Linked DNA regions of Mus musculus: region 2 is linked to region 1. A link is a loop called in an ENCODE intact Hi-C map of the cell type or tissue named here. Cell type or tissue: heart. All regions are shown on one strand.

The links. Peaks named below come from ENCODE experiments on the same cell type or tissue, not always from the same donor. Only the 100,000 strongest peaks of a DNase experiment are listed, where the experiment ranks them.
Region 2: a loop joins it to region 1, with 2.0 times the contacts of the local background. A loop is called at or near these places in 6 of 42 quality-filtered maps.

What each region holds. Positions count from the first base shown.
Region 1 is chr4:140,551,544-140,559,543 of GRCm38, reverse strand. Arhgef10l (Rho guanine nucleotide exchange factor (GEF) 10-like) reads left to right here. Exons shown (of 29, transcript NM_001290803.1): 22 at 6,895-7,016. Among named protein-coding and RNA genes, the nearest start is that of Gm42335, 50 kb to the left of the region's middle. In heart, a CTCF peak has its summit at 4,116 (motif pointing left); a DNase peak (open chromatin) is centred at 4,133; H3K27ac peaks cover 169 bases.
Region 2 is chr4:140,619,430-140,627,429 of GRCm38, reverse strand. The region is part of intron 1 of Arhgef10l (Rho guanine nucleotide exchange factor (GEF) 10-like); the gene reads left to right. Among named protein-coding and RNA genes, the nearest start is that of Gm42335, 18 kb to the right of the region's middle. In heart, CTCF peaks have their summits at 3,232 and 7,888; DNase peaks (open chromatin) are centred at 1,261, 1,759, 2,509 and 4,419; H3K4me3 peaks cover 1,693 bases; H3K27ac peaks cover 5,509 bases.

The DNA of each region.
Region 1 (8,000 bases):
ACTGACTGAGCCCGTGGACTGTCTTATCTCCACGCATAGTCACTTCAGCAGCCTTAATAGGAGAGTCGTTTGAAATTATATTTGAATGCTGGGTCCCCTAGGGCTTGAATAACTTGTGCTTTTCATTTGGCTGCTTTTGTTTCTCATCTGCAGTGTCGTGTGTGTGTGTGTGTGTATGTGTGCGTGCGCGTGTGCACGCATGTGTGTACATGTATGTGTGTGCATATGTGTGTGCATGTGTTATGTGTGTATGTATTTGTATATATGTATGTGTGTATATGTATGTGTGCATGTATGTATGTATGTATGTGTATGCATATTGTATGTATGTATACATATGTGTGTGCATGTATGTGTTTGTGTGTGTGCACACATATATATGTGTTTTTATATGTGTGTGTGCACGAGCATGTGTGTGTTTGTGTGTATGTGAGTGTGTATATGTGTGAGTGTATGTATGTGTGTGCAAGCACATATATGTGTGTTTGTGTGTATATGTGTGTGAGCATGCACAAGCATGTGTGTGTTTGTGTGTATGTGTGAGAGTGTGTGTTTGTGTGTGTGTGCACAAGCATGTGTGTGTGTGTATGTGTGAGAGTGTGTGTTTGTGTACAAGCATGTGTGTGTGTGTGTATGTGTGAGTGTATGTGTGTGTGATGTGCAAGGAGCAAGACCATGTTAAAGATGTGCCAGTCCTTTATCGTGTTTAATTTTCTTCTGCATCAGCGAGTCAGGATGGCAGCCCCCCCAAAGACTGAGTGAGGGACAGGAAAGCTTTGGCCTAGAAGGGGATCCTTTCTAAACACTGGCATTACCCTGTGATCCTGGGAAAGGCAGACCTCCTTCCTGAGCCCCAGTTTCCCCATCTGTGACAAGACTGGATCTCTAAGGACCCTTGCTTATTGCAGTACGGTCTCAGGCACACTGGAAGGTTCAGCAGGTGACTGGGCAGGCCTTATACCATGCGACCTGGAGCTAGAAGACACTGGTCCATAGTTCCAAGGCTTCTAGGCTGCTTTGTCCTGCCAGCTGTTAGCACCCAGCTCGGGGGGAATCAGAGAGTAGGGACCATGTGGGTGTTTCAGGCCACAGGGAGTGCAGGGAACTGGGGCGTTGGGTGTGTGTGGCAGCCCTGCACCCAGGAGTTTCAGCCTCCCATGGCAGTGCAGAGCTGGGCCAGACTCTGCCCCACCCATCACAGCTGCTAGCCTCTATACATAGAGGCTTGGTTATGGGTACACACAGAGGGCTCCAGAGAAGGAAGGAAAGGTCGGGGCTCTCAGAATTCTGCTGCCACCCCCCACCCCAGTTCTTAAAACTCTGCTCCCCGACCCTCATATCCCCAGGCCCCAGAACCTTTCCCTGACTGCTCTCCAGAGAAGGCCTGGGTGTGGCAGGCCCTTGTCACACCCACACTAGGAGGAGCCTCAGGGGCTTCAGGCAGGAGGCTGCACACAACCTGGGAGTCTCCCCGTGTCTCCTCTCTGGTGTAGCCTTCAGCTCTCTGTCTTCATGTCTACTCAGTACTGATGCAGGCCTGCAACCTTCGCCCTGGGAAGCCTGACTGTGTCCTAGGTCTAAATCTCATTAACTCTGCAAACCTTCCCTGTGCTAGGACCCCCTAAGCCAATGGTTCTCCTGGGGCCTGGGGATGTGAGTGAGGGTCAGGAGAGTCTTGAGAACTGGGGTGTAGCAGAACTGAGGAGAACCCCAACCTTCCCGGTACCGTGACCCTTCAGTGCAGTTCCTCGGGTTGCGGTGGCCCCTAACCATCAAATCATTTCAGCTGCTTCCCCATAACTATAATTTTGCCACGGTTATGAATCGTAATATAAATATCTTGTCTTCCGTTGGTCTTAGCTGACCCCTGTGAAAAGATCATTCGCTCCTCAAAGGGGTTGAGACCCACAGGTTGAGAACCACTGCTCTAAGCTTTTCCTGAATATGGTGGCCCTCTTCTCTGGGAAGGGGTACGAAGCCCTACACTCCAACTGGGAAGCTGTGGCCTTCAGCTGGCTTCCATGGATAGCATTGAGCGTTTCAGGGTGGGGTGGCTTAGGGGAAGGATGCTTGGCCTGGTGACTGGCTGTGACTGGTGACATCTCCCTGACTGGCTGTGACTGGTGGCTGTGACTGGTAGCATCTCCCTGACTGGCTGTGACTAGTAGTGTCTCCCTGTATCAGGCCGGCTGATGAGGAGGCCCTGAAGATGGCCGCGGATGTGGGAATTTTGAGACCAGAGGTCCGTGATGGTGAGGACCTCACCCTGGAGGCCGAGCACACAGCAGGGCTAGAGGTGGCTCAGCCTCTCCTCAAATTGTTAAGACCTCACTGATGGTCTTTCTAGGCTCCCCCCAACAACTCCAAATGACTGGAATTTGGTCCCCTGATTTCTAGATGGGGCAACAAGCTCATTGTCACACAGTGTGTTGAAGGCTGGGGTAGGTGGTGCCTAGGGTGCTTCTAGTAGGTTTGAGGAGATGCTTCCTAGGCTGGGGGAGGGGGTAAGGGGGGAGGGGGAAGGCTTCCATCCCTAGAGCTCCCTCCTGTGCCACAATGGCTCTTGAGTACCATGAGCGTTGCCAAACACGGCCCTAAATAAGCCTCCACTTAGTGTCAGTCGAAATCACCACTGTGCCGTTGGTGCGTCACCTGAATGTCACCTACCCCAGGTAGACTTTCCATGTTCAGTGGCCACAGCCTCCTCATCGGGTCTCAGCCGCTCTGGTTTTGTGACAGGGACAATGGCAGCGACAGATGGGGAGCCCACAACTCCATTTTCATTTAGCAATCTCAGTTGCACACAAGAAAGGCACCATCTGGAGGGAGAAGGTCAGATCGTTAAAAATATATATGGTGATGAAATGCCAGGGTCTGATAGGCTGGGGGGGAACAGGGGGACAGAGGGAGGAGCTGGGGGGAGCTGTGGGGGTGGGTGCTGTGCGTTCACCTATCTGGCTGTCAGGTGGGTGAGCGTCACAGGTCTCCTGCGTGGCATGGTGACTTTGGCTGTGAGTGTTCCCTGGGCAGGGATAGCATCTTAAATTGGGTTGTGTTTATTTACTGCTGGGCCTTAACTGAGAGGTAGCAGGGCAGGCCTTTTCCCACCGTGGCCTGAGCGTACTGTGCATCCAGCCCAATGGCTTACTTTCTTTACTGCGGTTCCCCGATGGGGCGACTTGTATGCATGTGCGGAAGTCGTGCTTGGCCTGACACATCTCTCACATGCTGGCTTTTTCCCCTCTTTCCCGTGACAGGGATATAGGTTTTATGGGACAGTTTCCAGGGCCCAGAGTGTGAAGGGCCACTTCTGGGGCCCATTAGGAAATGCTGTCACTGCTGAGGGCTTCAGACAGGGATGGGAGCCATCGGGGTCCCCGGCCAGCCTTTGTGCATTATAGGGAGCCTACAGCTTCTCCAGTGTGGTGGTCACCCATGTGACCACTCCAGTCTCTGTGACCCAGCTGGCGTTTGGGCTGGGTCTCTCTCAGGAGTGGTTCATCATTACACAGGCCAGCCTTTCTCTTTGGCCTTTCGTAAAAGCTGCTACTGTTGTGTTTGCATAGAAAGCACATGGATAGATAGTTTTGGCCTCCATGGACCAGCGGCACGGTAGAGAGCCTCCTGCTTCCACATCGCATGCACACCAGAATGGAGAAGCCCGTGGAGGAGCAGAGCCAACCCCGTTCCTTCAGTTATAATGCCTTGTGCCTCATAGGCTCATCTGAAGGGAAAACCACATTTAACCTCTAACCTCCCACACAGCACAGCTTAGCCCAGCCGACCTTTAGCACGTCCGGGTCATTTCCATTAGCCCAGGATCGAAGTGTGTGCTTAATCAAGTGTGTGTAGGCCATGTATATAAATAGCTGGGATAGAGCTCGGCTGTAATGCTTGCCTGGGCATGCCCAATATCCCGGGTGCCATCTTTAGAAATGAGGACAAACCAAGTTTGGATGCATGGACACACGTACATACATGCACGCATGGGAACCATACACAGGTGGGGGTTGGGAAATGTGACAAGATCCAAAAAGGCAACCTCCAGAAATGCCTGGTGTGCTGAGGTGGGTGACCTGGGGCTGGCTGTCTAGCATCTTGAGAGATGGCGCCACCTAGTGCCAGTCCAGGGAAGATCAATGCTCAGAATCCAAGGCTAGTCTCCGGCTTTCTCACCATGGCAAAGTGGATGGACTTAAATTGAGTCGCCCCAATCTGGAGACACTTGCAGTAATGAGGGATGTGACAGTTCTGGTGGGTTGGGACTGTTGAGAAGGGAGAATGGGGATGTGGTTAGGAGAGGAGCCCCCTGCAGAACGGGCTGGGGTAGCAGGGCAGCGTTCCCCGTAAAGGGACATCAAGAGCTGCGTGCTGAAACTGCTGACAATTGTGGAGCCTGGTGATCAGGAGATGCGGCTGGGAGGGAGGGTGGTCCTTGTGGCTCTTCTAGAAGAGTCTAGGGCTTACTCCAAGCCAACCAGGACACCACTGGTATTTTCAAATAGGGAGCAATGGGGTTCTGTGGAGGACTGGCTCTGGAGGCTGGGTGGAGGGCCGGTCACACATCCAAAAGAAGTGTGCCTTCCTGTTTTCCACCAAGGAGGAGTGTGGGCCTTAGGGAGGCTGTTGTCCCAACAGTTGATGACCTCTTCATGACCCCAGAGTTGTAGGCTCCCTGAAGGTTGGCATCTTCGGACAGAGCTAGCATTGGTCTGTGACAGCACACTGGGACTCAGAGTGGCCTTGTTAGAGTAGGCGTGGCCTTATTGAAGTAGGTGTGGCCTTGTTAGAGCAGGCGAGGTCTTGTTGGAGTAAGTGTGTCCCTGTAGGTGTGGCCGTATTGAGGGGTGTGTGGCCATGTTGGAGGGGTGTGGCCTTGTGTTCTTGTAGATTTAGTGTGAAGAACTTGGTTATTGGAGCCTAGAAGCCCCAAGTCCCCATGTGGGTCCTGCCTCATGCCAGTCAGGACCTAGTTTTGCTTCCTAGTCCCTCAGTGTCACCTCTATGGTGATGAGCACTTTATCCACATTTTATTACTGTGAATGCTGGCCAGGTTTTTTGTTTTTGTTTTTAGGGGGGATCATAGGTTTAGGGGTACATTCCACCATGGAAGGAAAGGAAGGCGTGAAGGCAGGGCCTTGAGGCAGCCGGTCACATCACATCTGCAGCCAGGAAGCATAGAGAGGTGGATGCTGGAGCTCAGCTCACTGTCTCCTTTCTGTTCAGCCCAGGACCCCAGCCTAGGGGATGGTGCCGCCCACGTTCAGGGTGGGCCTTCCCTCCTCAGTTAACCCAGGCTAGAAACTCCCTCACAGATTTGTCTCCATGGTGATTTAAGAGACTGTTAAGTTGCACTCGGTGTTAACCATCACACCTTGGTGCTTCCTGATACAGGGGCACACACACACACACACACACACACACACACACACACACACACGTGTCACACTGGCTGCTGTGGTCTGGTGTATAAGAAAGGAAGGCTTCTTAGTAGGCAGAATTTCTGGGGCTGATATTAGTTTCTTTCTGCCCCTTCCTCTCATTCATTCATGAAAATATTAAAATTTTTTTATGTATATTAGTATTTGTCTGCGTGAAATGTCTGTTCATGTTTGTGCCTTGTTTGGATCCCTTGGGCCTGGAGTTATAGACAGTTGTGAGCCATCTGTGGGTCCTGAGAATCAAACCTGGGTCCTCTGGAAGAGCAGCCAGGGCTCTCAGACTCTGAGCCATCTCTCCAGTCCCCTTGCCATTCATTCTTTGAGCCTGTGTGTTCTGAACTCTTAGTCTATGCCGGACGCTGCTGCAGGGTTAGTGGTGTATGTCGTAACCCAGACCCCGGCTCACAGCTTACGACCGAAGGACCTGTGGTGACAAGTCACAACTGTGTCTGTAGCTGACACTGATTCAGACGGGCATACAGACACCAAGGGAAACAGGACAGGCTTCGGTGACATTCAGAGGGGCTGTCATAGCCAGAGTGGTCGGGAAGGGCGTCTCAGAGGAGGCTGCCTTTGAGCAGAGCCTCCCCATCAAATGAGAAAGCACTGTCTGCTGGTGTGGATCTGCCCGTACCAGCAACTGTTAAGTCCAAAGCCACAGCGTCTGACTCAGTTCTTGGACACAGGAACCTTTGCTTAGCCTTCTCCAAAGGCTCCCATTCCACTCAGTGGACAGGTCTCACCTGGTCCAGTCCCGGCCTGGAACTCGCTGTGGAGCTGAGGGTGACCTTGAACTTCTGATGCTCCTGCCTCCACTTCTGAGGGCTGGACTATGGGTGTGTGCACCACACCTGATTCGTTCCATGCTGGGGATAGAACCCAGGAACTCTTGCATGCTAGGCAAATGCTCCATAGATGGAGCCACAACATACATCTAGATCTAGCCTTAAATCTCATCCCCACCCCGCTCACGGCTAGACCAGATGGCCATTGAGCCCCTAAGGTCTGTCTGTCTATACCTGCTGTCACCGGGGTTACAGGTACTCACTATCACAGGGGTGCTGAAGATTTGAACTCAGCCCCTCATGCTTGCACAGTGAGCGCTTTACCTACTGACCGTCTCCCCAGCCCACTCACCCTTTCACTGGCAAAGGAATTGAGACTCAGGGGGTTGGAATGTCTGCACAGGTTGATCCATGGTAGGGTCAGGCTGGGACTCTGCCCTTGGGTTTCCCAGATCCTCTGCCCGTGGTCCATAGACCAGTTCATAGCCCGATGCTCAGCTTCATTTCCGACCAAGCAGCATGTGGGGTGGGGGACTGATCAGAGCAATGAGGTCACTGTGGGACCTAGCCTGCTGGGGTCTGCGATGACTCCCAGGGCTGAGGGCCAGTCGCTATTGCTAGGGCTCACACCCTGACTAGTTTCATATACCCATTTCCTCTTGCTGCAGGGGAGGAGAACCAGCCAGGATGGCTGTGTCCCGATGAGGACAAGAAAAGCAAAGCCCCGTTCTGGTGCCCCATCCTGGCCTGCTGCGTCCCCGCTTTCTCCTCCCGGACCCTCAGTCTGCAGGTGAGTGGACCCGGCGTGTGGTAGCTGTGGAGGCCCTGCCTAGCCTGGGAGAACCAGTGTCTAGGTAGAGTTGTCACAGCTGGAAAGGCATGCCCAGTGTCTCAGTCCAGCTTAGAGACCCAGGGGGCCAAGCCATTTGTTCTTGTTCTGTGAGCTAGCTTTTCCGCGGAACGAACGAGGTCTGTGTGAGAATGACCAGCATGGGTCACGGGGTGGAAAATTCCATTATTTTGTGATAGTGGATACTAGCAACCTCATCTGTTGAAGTCTTGACTTTGGACTGTGCCCGACGCCACCAGGCCAAAGGGCTGCTTTGGTGGGACTGCCCTCATCCTGGCATGCTCTGTGACACTCATACCCTCTTACTTGCCCACTGCATTCTTTTCGTGTTAGCTTTACTTCTTATAATAGTGGTTAGAACGGCATTTCACAGGAGACGAAGGCCCAGCCAAAATGACAGTCAGTAAGGGGTTGGTTTCACCTGATGACAGTCTCCATGGTATTAACCACCAGGAAGCTCGCCCCCACAGCCGTCACTTGTCCCTTATGTCCTGGCAGAGCCCGCCCCTCCATCTGGAGCAACCGTTGTCTATCCTCTCCCAAGCAGATGAGGACCCTGAGCTCTGGGACGGGCGAGCGAGCGTGGGACCCAGCACAGATAAATAGTCGCAGGAGCCGTGCGGGCTGGGCTGTAGACTGGGGCGCTAAGAGCTGACAGAGCACCTTGGCGATGTAAGTTCATCGTTCATTCCTCCATTCATCTGTCTGTTCACGGGTCATCCCTGAGCACCTATTGAATGCTAGAACTGGGTGTGCAGTGGTGACCGGGACGTACGAGGTCCCCGCCTCATGCGGCCTTCAGTCTAGTGGACAAAGACAGGCAGGACCTCAGCACGCAGAAGGGAATCGAGGGGAATATAGAGAAGAGACACAGTAGGCATGGGGGAAATGGGGGCTATACAGTTAGCAAGTTCAGGGAGGCCC
Region 2 (8,000 bases), 68 kb before region 1:
GAGAAACCCTGTCTCAAAAAAACAAACGAAATGAAACGAAACAAGACAAGACAAGACAAGACAAGACAAGACAAGACAAGACAAGACAAAACAAGGTCTGATAAGTAGCCCTGGCTGGCCTGTAACTTTCAAGGTATACCTACCGGTCTAGCTTCCAATTCATGGTGACCCTGTCCCTGCCTCCTAAGTGCTGGGTTACAGGCTGGAATCACCCTGCCTGGCATGTCTCTGTGTTTTTAAGGTGGGCAGTCACATAGCCGTGAAGGTGAGCTAAGATGTGTGCTGCTGACCTCAGCATTGACCCAGGGAGAGGCTCTGCTCCAGACTACACAGTCTTCCTTCGGCACCTCAAGTTTTACCTCACTCTGGTATCACGCACTGTCCATCAACATGCATTGTCACATGCTGTGAAGGCAATGACAGGCCAGGCAGGTGCTGCTGCTGAAGAGGCCCTCAGGGTTTCATTCGTGTGTGTGTGTGTGTGTGTGTGTGTGTGTGTTTGTGTGTGTGTGTGTGTGTATGTGTGTGTTGTGGTGTGTATGGTATGTGTGTAATATGTGTGTATGAGGTGTGGTGTGATTGTGCATATGTGGTGTGTATATGGTGTGTGTATGGTGTATGTGATATGTGTGTGGTGTATGTGGTATGTATGTGTATGATTGTGTGTGGTGTGTGTGTGGTGTATGTATGGTATGTGTGGTATAGTATATGTGTGTGGTGTGTATGGTGTGTATGTGTGTGGTGTGTATGTATGGTGTGTGTGGTATGTGTATATGTTTCATGTGTGTGGTGTATGTGTGTATGTGTGATGTGTGGTGTGTTTAAGGTCAGAGGACAACTTTGGGAGCTCACTTTTCTCCTTTTACCTTCTTGAGACAGGGTCTTTTCTACCTGCGGTAGCTCTGCACACCGCAGCATAACTGGTGCATTGGCTTCTGTGCGATTCTCCTGTCCCTGCCTCTGTCTTGCTGCGATCACAGGGGTGTGTTGCTGCATTGACTGTGTGCCTTCCAGGGACTGACCGGAGGCTGTCGGGCCTGCAGGGCCAGCACTGTCACCTACTGAACCCTAGCACATTCCTGACCTGAATTCTTAGCCTGCAGACATCTCTGCATGATCCGCCTGATCTGGAGGACTGGAGGTCACAGGGAGGGGCCTCAGAGAGGGTTACCTTGTACTAGGTCACACTGTAGCCCTTGCTGCCCTGCTGGATAGGGTGCCATTGGACTATGGTGGGAAGCTCTGTGGGCATGGAGGGAGGTGATGGTGTGCAGCTTAGCGCCCACCTGAGTGTGTGCTGAGCCCGAAGCAGTGTGGCCTCTTAGTGTGAGATCCCTTGGTGAGCTCTGGTCAGGTCCCAGGCCAAGTTCATCCCTCACCCCAACCATGGGAGCCTCAGGTGCTCAGCGTGCACGCACCCACTTCACTCACGCAGGGGAGTTAGCTCAGCTTGGACACAGTGAGCTCCAAGGATCCTCTGCCCCAGAGCGCTCCATACAGCATCTTCTTGGAGGTGGGTTGCAATACCCATCTATCCTGTCCAGGGACCCACCTGTCAGAATGGGCAGGGTCATTCCTACCATGATGTAGGGCCTGTACCTGCACCCAGTGCCTGCCACCTGAGGACTGGTAGCTGGGTTCCTCTGGCAGCCAGGCTAGCAGGAAGTGGGCACTGTGCTCATGAAAGTGCTTACTGAATGGCATAGGGGTGAGAGATTTGGGATGCAAGGAAAGAGGGGTGAGATTAACCCTGTGGAGGTCAGGGCATGTGAATTGGAGTCCTGGGGACATGGCCAACATGTGTTGAGGCCACACATGGACTTTGGATGCTTCTGACATTTGAGGCTGGATGTCATGGGACTTGTGTCTGTGCATCTCCCACCGTATCCCAGAGTCCCCTTAAGATGCCCTCCGTTGATCCCTTGGCTCTAGCCCACCACCCTTCCCCTGCCTGTCTGGACCATTGTCCCCATCTCAAGCTCCCAATGATGCTAACTCAGTCACTTCATTATGCCACGACTTCCCTGCTCTCAGAAATAAGGGTGGCAGAACTCCCTCTTAGCCTGGCACTTGTCCCCTGGGAAGTGGCTTCCTTTTCCAGGTAGGGAAGCTGACTTGGCCCAAGGCAGTGATGGGGACAAGCCTATGTCTCAAGGTCACTCATCTCTGCTCTCTGGGTCACAGTTTGGGATGTGTCTGGGAGTCCAGGATCCCCAGAGAAGAAGCTGGAACAGTATAGCTGCTGGACTGGAGGAGGCTTTCATACGCACTCCAGCCTGGCTGGACCCTGGGGACAGCAGGGTTAATGTGTCTGGGACTGGGAGGGGGAGGGAGTCTGAGTCTGGTGACAGCCAGCTTCTTCTCCAGCCAGCAGCTTCTCCAAAGGGCTCTGGTTTCCAGGGCAACAGACCCCAGAGTCCCCTCTGGCCTGCCTGTGGGGTGGCTCCTTCCCACAGAGGCCCAGGGGGCGGTGCCCCTCACCCTTCCTTCATTGACCAGGGGCTGGCCTAGGAGCTCGTTTGGGGTGGGTCGGGCACCTACCCTGAGCTGGGGACAAGGGATCCTTTGTTCCTAGGTAGCCTCCATTGACCAAGCCTCGCCCACTCCAGGGAGGAGAGATTCCCTCCCTGTTCCCTGCAAAGAAAGGAAGTTTAAGAAGAGACAGGGGCCTGAATGACCCAATGTCTAGGGGCTCAGTGTCTGCAGGCTCAGAGGGGAGGAGCCAGAGCCCTCCGCTGTCTCTTTGGTTTACTCTGCCGCCTGGAGCTCGCTCGCTCTCTCTCTCTCTCTCTCTCTCTCTCTCTCTCTCTCTCTCTCTCTCTCTCTCTCTCTCTCTCTCCAGCACGTCCCTTCCTCCAGAGGCAGCAGCTGAGGGACAGCCCTGCCTTCTCTTCCTGTGCCTCCAAGCTCAGTGGCCTGAAGACCTCAGGGACGTCCCTCGCTCCTCTCAGTCTGGTTCTGGGAAGGAAGGAATTCAGATAGCGACTGGCGACTTTGGGATTGGCTTCCTTTCTGCCCCTTGGCTGGTCCTGAGCTGTAAGAGCCACCTGTGAAACAAAATCTCCCCGTTAGGGCATTTATGAAGAACTGAAGTGGTCCCCCCCCCCCCACTGCCATCCCAATCCTCTTACGCTGAGGCCAGGTCCAGACCGTGATCACTCAAGTGCCTCTTGATTGCTCTCTGCCCAGTTTCTTCGTGAGCCATCCCTGCGTGGACTCTCCACCAGGCGGCCCTTGGTGCCGAGGAATTCCAAGGGCTGGACTTTGCAAGGTAGCCCTGGTGCCCCTTCCCGGCTGGGACTCAGGCCCATTTCCTGCATGGAACCCTTGGGGCAGAGTCCCTGTGAAAGGATTTTAGTGCATGCTTCCCTCCTTCTACCTGAAGCCTGTCCCTACAGCTGCCCCAGCTCTGTGCCCTTACCCCCAAGCGGGGACATGCTCTGTATTTAGTTGGGCAGCTGTTAGGCACTTGCTCTAGGCCACACTCTGACCACCCTTCCTGGAGATGAAGTGCAGCCAGTGTGTCCCAGAGCTTCTGGTCTAGTGAGCAAGACCCCTGTAATAGGGGCTGTGTCACCAACCTTGTGTGTGTCCTGTGCTGTTTCGAAAATAACCTCTTGGCTTAGGAGTGGCCACACCCCAAGTCAGAACCTCCATGTGTCTTTTTTAGAAAGCTCCGCAGCCAGGGCCCAGAAGCTACTATGTGAATCAAAGGAAGGGTCTCAATGGAGAAAGTGGGAGTGGGGTTTTGAAGGTTTAGTAGGAGTTTGCCGATTGAGAGAGGATTCCATCTGGAGAGAACAAACCATCTGAACCAAGGCCCAGAGGTCTGAATCGGGTCCCTGCTGTCACGGGCAGCGGAATTCCAGGACAGGCCAAGAGCCACTGAGACCTGAGACTGGAGGGGACAGGTAAGGGCTAATGTGGGAGGGCCTTGTTTAGGGCCTGGATGAGGAAGCAGCTGACCAGCGTTGTCAAGCTGTGGGAGAGTCACTGGGGTTCCTGAGGTGGGAGACCAGTTAGCCAAGTACCTATCTGATGAGAGCTGGAAGCTAGAGACACTTGAGGACAGTGGCCCCAGCCCTAGCTCCTTGCTACCCGCCCTTCCGGTCTCCACCTCCACTGGCTTTGTTGTTTGTTTGTTTGTTTTTCTGGCATCCAGAAGCCAGGCTTTGTTGTTTGTTTGTTTGTTTGTTTGTTTTTCTGGCACCCAGAAGCCAGACACGCTTGCTGCCTCTGAGGCTGGAGTTCCTCAGCCTGGTGGCTGGGCCACAGCCTGCTTCCTGTGTCATTTAAGGGTGGCCAGAAGCTGTCTGGTGTAGTCAGTGCAGCTGGACTCTGCCCCCTCCCCTCCCTAGGACCACCCCCCACTGTTGTCAGTGTCTGGCTTCACTCCCAGTCCTTCCTGAAGTCTGAGTCCCCCAGGGAGTGTTTCCTGGGGTGCACGAGGGAGGAAGTGGGATGAGAACCGCTCAGAGAGTTCCTCACATATAGGCCAGTGCCTAGGAACTGAGTTTAACTCGTGAGACCTGCCACTACCACCACCAACCTGTATTTAGGGTTCAAATCCAGAGGGAGGGGAAACCCCAGGGAAACCCACAGGCCAGCTGACTGAGTTACTAGCTGGGAGGGAAGACATGTCAAAGTGAGCCTCTGTGAGGCTGCTGGATGCTTCCTCTCTGGGGTCTGACGGTCACTGAACTCCACACGGCCTATATACACCATAGGCCTATACGCTCCCCCCACCCTGAGCCCAGGCTTTCTGCCTTGTACCCTGCGGGTCACCCCAAAGAACAGTGTGATGTGAAAAGGAGCAGCTCTGGGGTCCACCTGCCTGTCAGGCTTATTTTTAAAAGATGTCCACAAGAGGAGCAAATCTATAATCATACAACCAGAATGTCACGTGGTCAGTATTTTGATTTTAATGGTGGCCATGCTGGCTATGGGGCTGTTCCTTGTCCAATTCTTCTTCTTACTTAGATTAGGACCTCTTTCTGCTCCGGAAAGGTGTTCCCTGCTTTGGGTAGCACGGCCAGAACTGGGATTTATGCTCAGGAATACCTAGATTTAGATTTCTGCTTTGAGCCATGGCCTTTACAGTCACTGCCTGGCTTATGCTGTGCCCACAGGGGAAGGTCCGTCCCTTTCCTTGGACTTGGTTTCCACAGCTGGTTAGCAGCAGCGCCACATTGGAGTCCATTTCTAATTCTGAGGATGTGCTGAGGGTCTTGGCAGGCGAATGTAGGAGGATTGGAATTTTAAGGTCATCCTAAGCTACATAGTAAATTTGAGGCCAACCTGGGCTACATAGGATTCCGTCTTAAGTAGTAACAAGAAGAAAATGGCAGTAGATTGGCTGAGGGTGTGTTCTGTGATCCTGTAGTCCTGAGCCTGGGTTCCAACCTTAGTGTCAGAAAGAAAGTGGATGGTTTTCACTGTGTGGCTGCTTTTTCTCTTTTCTTTTCTTTCCTCCAAGGCCCCTCTCTTTCTTTTTCCCTTTTGTTTTTTCGAGACAGGGTTTCTCTGTGTAGCCCTGGCTGTCCTAGAACTCACTCTGTAGACCAGGCTGGCCTTGAACTCACAGATCTACCTCCCTCTTCCTCCTTAGTTCTGGGATTAAAGGTGTGCAACACCACCACCCAGCTTCTTTGTCGTTCCCTCCCCAGTGCTCACTGCACAGGGGCTGAGGGGAGGAAGAACTCCCTGCCGTATTCACTGGCCCATCACGGTTTTATCCTGGCTCTGCCCTCCTGGCACTGCTCTTGCAAAATATAGCCAGGGGTGCTGAGGACAGGGCTCCGTACACAGTGCTTGCCAGACTTGCACAAAGCCCTGGGCTCAGCCTTCAGCATCGCATAAACTGGTCATTACAGTGCACATCTGTGATCCCAGCCCTCGGGAGGTGAGTGTGGAAGGGTCAGAAGCTCCGAGTCAGCCTCAGCTACACAGCTTGAGGGCTAGCCTGGTCTAGCTGTAAGAGACCTTGTCTCTAAACAAACCACCAAGCAAAAAAATCAAAAAGAAGGAGGAGGAGGAGAAGAGAAGAAGAAGAAAAAGAAGGAGGAGGAGGAGGAAGAGGAAGAGGTATAGGAGGAGGAGGAGAAAAAGAAGAGAGGAAAAGAAATGTAGAAAGGTTCTGGAATGGCTGGCCTCTGTCCTTGCCTAGCTACTTTAAGATGCTATGTCTTCCCCTTCAAGAGAGCCGGCCACAGGGAAAGCCTAGCTTGGCCCTGTCTCACAGCACAATCACCTGGGCTCCAGCTCCCATCTAGGAAGCTTCCAGAGCCTGTATAGCTCAGGAAAATACAGAGGATCTACGTCCTAGATCCTTATCTCTAGATGTAGACACCAGGGCTGGGCAGTGGTCACATGGGACTCTAGCCTGGGCCCCAACTCCAAAACAAACTGGTCGTCACAGCCTGTGCTTTATGTCTTAGCAAATAGAAGACTTACTGGCAGAGAGCATTGTCCCTGAGTCCCCTTTGGAAGTTGTATCTGTGTCCTCTGTATTTCTTGTTGCCCACGGCACGGGGGCCTGTAGAGGCACCGTGGGTAGCTGTGAGCCCATCCCCTCACTTCCCCCACATCCTTCAGAGACTAGTAGCTTTGCGCAGAGTGGCAGCCACAAGCCCGTGAGTGTGAATATGGCTCACTAGCATATGTCCTTGCTTGGAGGAGGTTCCAGCTCTACCTCCCTTTTAGCCTGGATCACGTGCCTCCAAAGTCCAACTCTTAAGTCCAGGGGGGCAGTGTAGCCAGAGTGTTGAGCAGAGTTCCTGGGATCAGAGTCCTGTGCTGTGTCCTGCTCTGTCAGCTGCCCACCTTGGTTGTGTGTTGTGACCTGGGGCAAACCTTAACGTCTCTGGCCTCAGTTTCCTTCTCTCTAAATGATGGGGTGATGTGAGCATAGATGGCAAACATGGAGGAAGTTTCTTGTTCCGTAAGTACTGTCGCATGCTTTCTTGTCTCAGAGAAACCTTAGGCTCTGAAGGAGGAGCAGGAGAGGGGAGGGCATGGGACTTCTCAGCCTGGCGGGGAAGGGCTCTGAATGTCATTGTTATCACGCCATCTTTGTGAGGCTGGGTGATGGTGCCTCCATTTTTCCTTCTTGCAATGGGCATTTGTTTTCTTGCCTTTGGGTCCTAGCGCTCGCTCCTGAGGAAGATCTGAGGGCTTGAGCCCACTGAAAGGAGCCCTGCAGGACAGCTTCAGTTTGCAAATGGAGTAACATTACCCCTTTCCTGAGAATTTATCTTTGTCGACTTGTTGTTTTAGGGGTGAACCCTGATGGTTTGTGAATTCACCTCCAGAAGGCCCAGGTGGGGGTGGGGCAGGGAAGCCGAATGCCCACTGCTGTCATATTCAAAACAGCAAGGGACCAGGGCAGCCTCTGCCTGTATAGCCAAGGCCTGATGGCTTGAGAGTGAATTGTGGTATTGTCTAAGGCAAGGACAACGCTGCTATGTGCTGCTTGAGAAGGGAGGTCGGGCTAGGAAATGGCCCAGTGTGTCAGAGTGCTTGCTGTGTGATCACAAGGACCTGAGTTCAAATCCCCAGCATGCAAGAAGCTAGATGTGGCCACAACCATGCCTATAACTCTAGCTCTGTGTGTGTGAGTGGGTAGAGCAGTGAGGTGGGGTGGGGTGGGAGGGTAGAGACAAGAGGATTGCTGGGCACACAGATATACACATATGCACATACATATTCACACACATAATTAAAGATAATATGTTTAAGGTGAGGTTGAGCTGAGGCTGTAGGTCAATAGCAGAGTGCTTATCTGACACACACACAAGCCTTTGGGTTCTAACCCAGTGCCAGAAAGCAAATAAAATCCCATTTCTGGGCTGGTGAGATGGCTCAGTGGGTAAGAGCACCCGACTGCTCTTCTGAAGGTCCGGAGTTCAAATCCCAGCAACCACATGGTGGCTCACAACCATCTGTAACAAGATCTGACGCCCTCTTCTGGAGTGTCTGAAGACAGCTACAGTGTACTTACA